2 separate regions of the Homo sapiens genome follow, and region 2 is linked to region 1. A link is a loop called in an ENCODE intact Hi-C map of the cell type or tissue named here. Cell type or tissue: heart right ventricle. All regions are shown on one strand. Each heading gives the region's core, and the rest is flanking DNA. Links, peaks and the distances in the headings are about the cores only. Region 1 overlaps LINC02286 (long intergenic non-protein coding RNA 2286). Region 2 overlaps STXBP6 (syntaxin binding protein 6).

Region 1 (4,398 bases), core at 145-4,144:
TCAGCTCACTGCAACCTCCGCCTCCTGGGCTCAAGGGATTCTCCTGTCTCAGCCTCCCCAGTAGCTGGGACTCCAGGTATGTGCCACCATGCCCAGCTAATTTTTGAATTTTTAGTAAAGATAGGGTTTCACCATGCTGGCCAGGCTGGTCTCAAACTCCCTATCTCAAGCGATCCGCCCTCCTCAGCCTCCCAAAGTGAAATACCCCTAAACTTCTTAGTAACCTTCTCCTACCCCTTCAAGGGGCACTGAGAGAACCAGAGCCTCAGTGGTGCAGCAGGATCTGATCTGGCCCAAGCCCTGGAGTTGCCACAGCTCCTACCACAGAAAATGTGACCAAGGCTGTGCCAAAGCCCAGCCGTCACACCCAGGAAAGTCAGAAACTACTGAGTGTAAGGAGATGAGGTGGCCACAATGGCAGTGGCGGCCAAAGCTTTATAACTGCAGGAATGGCCAGAAGCTGGGCTAACAGCCGAGGCTGTGGGGATGGGTTCATAGACCACACCAGAACATTAGGTTTTAGTAAGATGTCAGTTTGAAACCATTTAACATTTGAAACCATCTAACGATAGAATTAGCCAGTGCTTTTCAAACATTACGTATATATGAGTACCCAGTACCCAGGAATCCTGTCAAGGGAAGATTCAGATTCAGCAAGTCTGGGATAGGGACTCAGATCGAGCATTTCCTACTAACTCTCCAGGGATGCCCCGTTGCTACCCCCAGGCTACACTCTGAATATTAGGTGAATGTTCTGCTTCACAAAGTGGTGAGTTTTACATCCCTAGGTGTGTTTTAGCAGATCCTGAATTGATTGATCTTCTGTCACAAAAAGTCAGGTATTTTGCAGAAAAGGTCTCCTGCCTGGGAATAAAAGGTTGAACTAAATGACCACTGTAGAACTTTCCAAATCTAAGATTTTTATTTATTTACCAAAACCTGATGAGCACTAAACCAATAATGAATGATACATTAGTTTAAAAAGAAGAAATGCCTAGCTTTAATCTTATTCATTGCTCACTTTTCAATGACTCCTTATCAAATCCAAAGTACAATTAGCCAAGATCCTGATTGAAATTTAGAGCTTTACCTAATGACGACTGACCAGAAATGGATGTAATTCAGTCAGTAACTAATATGAGTGATGTTTTTCTCATCATCTCCCTTTCAAAATCCTTCCTCAACCACAAGAAACTCAAGGAGTAAATGCAGAGATGTTAAAAGGTATAGACAGGACATCTAGGATTATAGGATTATTAGAGACTGTCTCCTCCAGACTCTTATCAAGCCTGAGTTAAGTGTAACGTGAAAATTCAATCCTTTCACTTCATTCCCTGATGAATGAAAACCAAAAGAAAATCTCAATCCAGACGCTTAGGAATGTGAGTTTCTAGACAGCTGAGTTTTCTAGCAAGATAAAAGCTAACGCTTTAGAACTAGATATATTTTTCCTTTTTGTCTAATGATTTTATTCTAATTATCACTTAGAACTGCCGTACAAATTTGAATTCGCCACTTCTCTTCACTTTTCAATTAATTTATCAAGTTTTCATATTCCCTATTATCAAGAGGCACGGTATCGGCTTCTTTAAGCCTTCTCCATGTACACACTGGGCTTTGTCCCTGGATGCTGAAGCCCTCACACTCCAGGAAGAGAGAGCTGCTTAGTTTTCAAGGCTGGGCTGGGAGAACCCGCATATAATTCTACGGAGTTATAACTGTCACTGCTCCTCTCTGCCACACGGTGGCACTGTTGAAGACTGGCTCTACCCAGTCATGCGTGTCCGCTGCTGCAGAGCCTCTGCCCGCCTAGACCCAGGTAGAAATTTCCGTGGCTCCCAGAGGAAGGACGGCCCCATCTCCCAGGGCTGAGCTCAGCCACGTGGTTGCAGCTCTTCCTTCCTTGCACTCTCGTGCCGCATACGCCAGCTTCCCCAAATGCTGCCCACCCCCGAGGGATGCCGTTCAGGACTCTTCCAACATTCACCACTTCTCAGATCCAGAATCCTTTTCTCTCTTCCCTCCCTCAGAATGGGGTGTATAGTTGGATTTTAAACCTTCAAAACACAAAAGTTCTTATTACAGCCCTCTTTCCTGTACAACCTACACCAACCTCTCTCAGGAAAGCTATCCTCAGTGACTCCTAGGTGCCCTTACCCAGCCCCAGCCTCCTATTCACTTTCCTGACTTCTTAGACAAGATACACTGAACACAATTTAACTTTTTGTTAACAAAAAGCTTTAACAAAAAAGTCTCACAGCCATCATTATGAACATCATAGTTTGGTTTGGTTTGGCCGTGGGATTTTTTTTAAGGTAAGCATACACGTGTCTTTTGTATTAGAAAAATTATAGATTGGAGACATGATTTGACAATCCTATTGCAGAACTAATATTTTGGGGAGATCCTTGATTTCTAACCCATCTCTGGCTGGGAAGCACATGCTCTTTGCAGTTCACCATGTGGCCTCCCCACCTCCCTGCCTCACTGCCTCTCTACCCAGGACTCTCTGACATATGCCATCACTTCTTCAGTCTTACTCACTTCTTTTTTACATACATATCTTTATGCTTCAGCTAAATTTAACTATGACCATTTCTCCAAAAACAAGCTATAGTTTCCCATCTCTGTGCCTTTGCTCATGTTGTTCCTATTTTCCTAAATTGCCCCTTATTTTATCCCTGCCTTTTGAAAGCTTAACAACCCTTTGAGGTCCACCCACACACTAAATCCTCCTCCAGGTTTTTTATAATCCCTCCCGCTGAATGTGATCTCTTCCTCCTTTGTACTTCCACAGCAAATTATGCATTATCTCTTTTAAGATAATTTCATTCCTACATTGCCAACATTTGAGATGTTGACTTCAGTGAACATAGAATTTTAATTTTTTTTCTACAGCATTGAGAATAGCATCTTATACTTAGTAAGCATTTAGTAAATACATACTGGATGGAATTTCATTGCCAAACGCATACTTGAACCTTTAGTAAAATTCTTCTGCTAATCTAAGCTTGGTCCCTTTTAGCGTACTCTAATCGCATGAGGATTAAATTCAAAAGAGAAAATATAAAATAGGAAAAAAAGGAGGATACTGAAGTTTTGTATAGGTTGCAAAAGTCCCAAATGGTTCTGAGAGCTAGGAATTTCTACTTATACGTTCAGTGACCTCACGGCATAGAAGAAAATCATCCATGTTTGCAGCTGAGAAAGATAAATGGGGAATTGGGGGATGTAAAAATGGGGGTGTCATTTCATAGAGCTGATCACTCTCTCTTCTCTTGGTTCCCATGATGACACTCTTGCTTTGCTTTCCTGACATCCAACTGATCCCAGTTCCCTCTCCTCAATCTCTTGATGCTGGAGTACCCCAGAACTTAGTTCCACCTCTTCTATTGTTCTCCATCTACCCCTTCTTCCTAAGAGGTTAACTTTGCCACATGAGCAACTTACAATCCACTAGAAAATGACTGATAAGGAGCACTGATCTTAACCATCATAATATATTTCCAGCTTCTGACATTGGCACAGAGACTTGCAGGCTGTGAGTGACAGGTGGCAGTGAGTGTATAAAATCAGAACTTTAGTTCACCTAGGTGTTTCTTTGGGCATGTGATGATTTGTAAGACTTGTGAATAAAATCAAGTGCATGTTTGAGAACCAGCCGTACCCAGTGATGTGTATCTCCTGCTTCAAAGAGCTTTTGCTGGTCTAGACCCAGGTAAAGATTTCTTTTACCTGGAAAGAAAAGGATAAGTAGAAATGATCCTGAACCAATGTTTTTCCTTCTGCTTTTCTTGATGGTAATCAGAGAACTCCACAGACATTAGACCTCATAAGGCAAGTCACTGTGTGTTTACACATGCCAAATGTTTTGTTCTTTGGAGCCTTTTTAAGAATGGAAGAAAATAAAAAATGCAAGAGCCTTTTATGATCATTTATTGTACCGCTGCTAATTTGAAGCCTGCCACTCATAACATGGGGAATGATGATTACTATACATATAGTACTATATACATAGAAATATATAGTAATATAGATATCATCATATACATTTATATATAGTATATATTATATACAATAATATATAGTATTTAATATATACGATAATATATCGTACATAATATATACGATAATATATCGTATATATTGTTTATACATAATATACTATATATTCCTATTTTCCTAAATTGCCCCTTATTTTATCCCTGCCTTTTGAAAGCTTAACCATCCTTTGAGATATATATTATATAATGTTATATATTATAGCATATTATATATTTTATTATATTATATAGCATACATAATATAGTATATATAAAACAATATATACTATATATAGACATGTCTATATATAGTATATATAGTAATATATGTTACTATGTCTATATATAGTATATA
Region 2 (4,398 bases), core at 279-4,278, 170 kb after region 1:
AATTCCAGTTAATCCCTGCAGCATCCCTATTTATTGGGTGGTATGTTCCTCATTTCACAGATCAAGGAACCAGTGTTCATCAGAGGTCATGATCTGCCGGGGTCACCATTTTGGAAGTGGCAGAGTCAGACATCCACCTGGTCCCTGACCCATGGCCATGTGCAACTGCCACAGCACCTCATTTCTTCTAATTCACTTGGGAGGGGTGTGGTGGAGAGGACCGTGTTTTAAATAGTAGATTCCTTTCTGACTCTTCACAATTGATAGAGATGTAGAACGCTTTTGGCCTCCACAGTGTCATTCTATCTCATTTCTGAGGTTATTGATTAATAGACTTTCCTACATTGGAATATATATCAGGGTAAGCCTTTTGTCTCTTTATTATAGAGATTTGGTGTGTACATCCAGCTATAAAACTTTAACTCTAGAAGACAAGGCAATAAAAAAACAAAGTTATTCTCAGTGCCTTGATTGTGAGTTTTCTTACATCCTTTTTAATTTTATAAATATGCAATATCCTTTGTTATACCATTTATTGAGCATTTGGCTCTTCTAGGATATGTGCACAGACACATTTGATTAAAGCATTTGTAAAACAATAGCCATTGGTTACATGAAGTGAAAAGGAGAGGGTTTTCCTCTGAAACATTTTCTAGTTCAGTAGGTTTGGCCACCAGGTATAATTTTAAATGACCTGCAGGGCAGCACCTGCCATGCACCCATCACATTCTTCAGTGCTCATACAGTCAGGGTGGCATCAGCCTGCTTTGGGATCAGTAATAGTAATAATAATAGTAGTTGTGGTATTTATTGAGTTCAGACATATTCTGTACCCTTTCCACATGTTAACTCCTTTAATCCTTACAGCAGTGCTATGAGGTAGATAATAGTTCTTATTTGTAGATGAGGAAACTGAGCATGTAGAGGCAAATTAGCCTGCCCAAGATCCTCAGCTAGTGAGTGACAAAACAAGGACTTGAACCCAGGTTTGATTCTAGAGCCTACTCCCTTATCCACTGTGCTGTGCTCTCCTTCTCTTGTAGGCATAGGGATTGTGTGAGAAAAGACTTGCCAAACCAAACGCCTTTTCTTACCCTCTCATACGGCTTTAGTGATAATCATGTCTCGATATTACTCTGGTCTCCTACAGGTTTAGGCTTTGGTTGGTTTTGGCTGGGTGGTGACAGTCCTGTATACCAACAACTGGGGTGTTAAGAAATTCACATATTACAGTGACACTGTTAGTAGATATATTTGACTCTTAGAGAGCAAATGAACTCCCTGGGGAAATTTGGAGAGACTCCTGGCAGGGACACTGCCAAATATGAATTTGTTTTCTTCTGTTGTGTAGTAGAAAAAATAGATGCCTGAAATTTTTTTAGAGTTTCCTTGGTGGTTCTAGATCTCTTCCTGTGAAAACCAGTGATAATAACATTTGTCTTTCCTAAAACCTTGCTATTAGGAAAGTTCAAAAATAGATAAGTAAGCATTGAATAGGTATCATCTCATTTAATCCTCACAACAGCCTTCTCTTGTTATTTCTACTTTACAGATGAAATAGCTGAGGCTTAATGCTGGTAGTTGCACTGCCTAGGGTCAGGTGGCTAAGTAATGAGGGTGCTGACTCATGCCTGGGTCCATCTGACTCCAAAGTAGACACACTTGTCATTTTTTTTTTTTTTTTCCAAGACAGGGCTAGATCTGGAGAACAGAACTCTCCCCTCCCTTAAAAACAATGTGACAACATTCCTTGAGCAGAGTGTGCTAATCTCGGAGGATTTAGAGGATGTGCTGTCAGTGACTTCAGCTTTTCTAGTGGTTTAGCACGCCAACAGAGTTTTCTTTTTCCATTCTCTCATGTATGCATTCCAATACTAAAACCAGATGGAAACAAGGGAAAACTCTTAACAGAGGCTAGTGCCAAATATTTCATTTAAAAAGGAAACTCCATCTGTGTGCTCTCCCACCACACAGCCCACTGTTAAGAACAGGAGTTTTACAGCTCACTCACTTATGTTCGTTTTGATTAGTTTTGACTAATTGCAAAGGTAGAGCAAGTGGTGGTTAGGGAGATTGCAAACTAAGGCAGCTGTCCTTCTGGCATGTGGCTGGCAAGGCACTGTGTACCTGGCAGACATCCTAAACAGCAGCCTACCAAGAAGGCACTGTTTTAAGCCACATAGATGCATTCTTTGGGTGATTTTCTAGGTTAACACTTTGAGAAATTAGTGCACCTTTCTGTGGTAGTGAGGCTTTTGTCAGTAAGCTATAGTCAGAGGCACCTGTTGCTCCCTGGAAGAATTCCCACCCCAGTTATAGAAGAACACAGGTTAGGCAGAAGACTGACTTATGGTAAAACGCTGACTGTACTAGCTCTTCATGTCTTTGAAATTCAGTTTTCTCATCTATAAAATGGCATTAATATCTATATCCCTGCATTAAATTCACAGGGTATTTTGAAGAATAACTGAACTGTGTATATGTGTGTGTAATGCATGATATGTGGAAGGTATTCAGCTTTATGAGCAATACTATTATCTCATCATTAGTGGGATACTCACTATCCCACTAATGGTTCTTGCCACACAAAGATTGTTCATCTGTAGCTTTTTAAAAACATGTTAATGACCATACACCACCTTTACCCCCCAAAAAACCCATTGAAATAAAAATAATCTAATCGTAAAGTCTGCCTCTCAGGAACAGACTCAAGACATTTATAAGACAACAGCAAAAAGAAAAAACATGTTAATATGTATGTATGACAGGCATCCGTGACCCATGTCATGTGAAGCAAAATCACACGATAACCCAGACTTGGCCTTGGGGGTTTTCTCCCTCTCCTTCCCTACATTTTTTCCCCATTCCCCTCTGGTTTGCATCCTCTCCAGTCTGTGTCCCACTCCTGACAGGAATCTCAAGGTCATTCTGACCCGCCATTTTTAAACCAGTCTACTCTCGATTACCTAGATTCCAACATTGTTTTTCCCCAAAGCTAGAATATTAGGTGGCATCACACTGCTGTTCTATTTCAGAGTTGGAAAATTTCCACTCTAATGTCATGAATATTTGCACAATACTGGGTATATTGGGTGCAGAAGCCCTTTGTGTTTAGGCCTCTTTATCCTGCTTCACAGGGAGTTAGAACTGGGTTAGTCAATCGAAGTCCTGTCCCTGAAATGGGAGATGTTATTTTCCTACACCTATCTTTACTGGATCAAAAGAAAAATTAAAACAAAATAAAACAAAACGTTCTCTGAGGTCAGTCAAGTTCACTGTTGAGCAAACATCAGAAGTGGGAGAGGCTGATACAAATGCCTGTGGACCCAGCTTCTCAGCCCAGATCAGGTTCTTGTTTCTCCAGCTCTTTCCTGTTACCCTTCCTTTACATACACACACACACACACACACACACACACACACACAGAATGAGAACTGTACTAGCTCTGTCATGTCTTTGAAACTCAGTTTTCTCATCTATAAAATGGCAATAACTCACAGGGTATTTTGAGGAGTAACTGAACTATAGGTGCATATGTAATGCCTGATACATAGAAGGTACTCAGCTTCCATGAAGAAGAGACAGGGAGGGAGAGAGAATACGAATGACTGACATTTCCAGCTCAGTTCCAGTCATGCTAAACCATATGCAGAATTTTCCAGAAGAAACTATTAGCCACAAGCACAGTGAGGTTGCCAAGCTGTCCAATACCATAGAGAATAGACTACTAGGTAGTTACCGTGCTCTGAGCATGAGCATGTGCCCCCTCTGGCCTCCCATGTCATCTCTGTAATAGCACTTAGCATTGCTGGGCTTTGTCAGTTGGCTTTCTGTTTACTTCCATAGACTGTCAGCCTCTAGAGAGTAGAGACTGTTGTAGGTACCTCCTTTCTGTTCCCAGTGCTTTGATCACAGCATCCTTGTGGAACAAATGAAGTGTCTGGGTGGGGGGAATTGGGCATAATCCCACTCCTGCTGCGCCTCTATAAGAGCTGAGACTGCCTGAACTCTGGGCTCACTTTCTGGGTTTGAGCTCACACGTTCACTCTGGATTATAGTGGCTGGTACTTGTTTTGGCTTTTTTTTTTTTTTTTTTTTTTTTAGAAACTTGCTGTTATTCACACACACTAAGATGCTACTGGGTGGTCTTTTAATTCCCTTGGAATCCATCAGGTTACGGAGCAGGAGATTTTATTCTACCTATTGGACCAATTACCAATAAGAAAATGCACATTTCTCTAATGTATTCAGACTTTTAGAATCTTTCAAAATGAGCAATTTATAAATGCTTCCATTGTGGCCTACAGTGGAAAGCGGTTATCTTAAAATTGTGAAGCACCTGAGTGTTTCTCTTGAAGAAAGAGTTCATTTAATGGAGTAACAAGTGATCATTTAAT

Evidence for each region. Hi-C counts contacts between places; a loop is a spot of excess contacts. Peaks named below come from ENCODE experiments on the same cell type or tissue, not always from the same donor. Only the 100,000 strongest peaks of a DNase experiment are listed, where the experiment ranks them.
Region 2: it touches region 1 in a loop (2.8-fold over the local background); 5 of 110 quality-filtered maps call a loop at or near these places.

Annotation. Positions count from the first base shown.
Region 1 is chr14:25,130,351-25,134,748 of GRCh38, reverse strand. The region is part of intron 3 of LINC02286 (long intergenic non-protein coding RNA 2286); the gene reads left to right. Among named protein-coding and RNA genes, the nearest start is that of LINC02286, 24 kb to the left of the region's middle. RefSeq lists silencers at 1,641-1,690, 1,592-1,886. In heart right ventricle, for the core only: CTCF peaks have their summits at 1,531 and 1,740 (motif pointing right); a DNase peak (open chromatin) is centred at 1,778; H3K4me3 peaks cover 653 bases; H3K27me3 peaks cover 313 bases.
Region 2 is chr14:24,963,676-24,968,073 of GRCh38, reverse strand. All of the region lies in intron 2 of STXBP6 (syntaxin binding protein 6), which reads left to right. Among named protein-coding and RNA genes, the nearest start is that of STXBP6, 84 kb to the left of the region's middle. In heart right ventricle, for the core only: no CTCF peak of the experiment used is centred there; DNase peaks (open chromatin) are centred at 1,610 and 2,116; H3K4me3 peaks cover 438 bases; H3K27ac peaks cover 2,521 bases.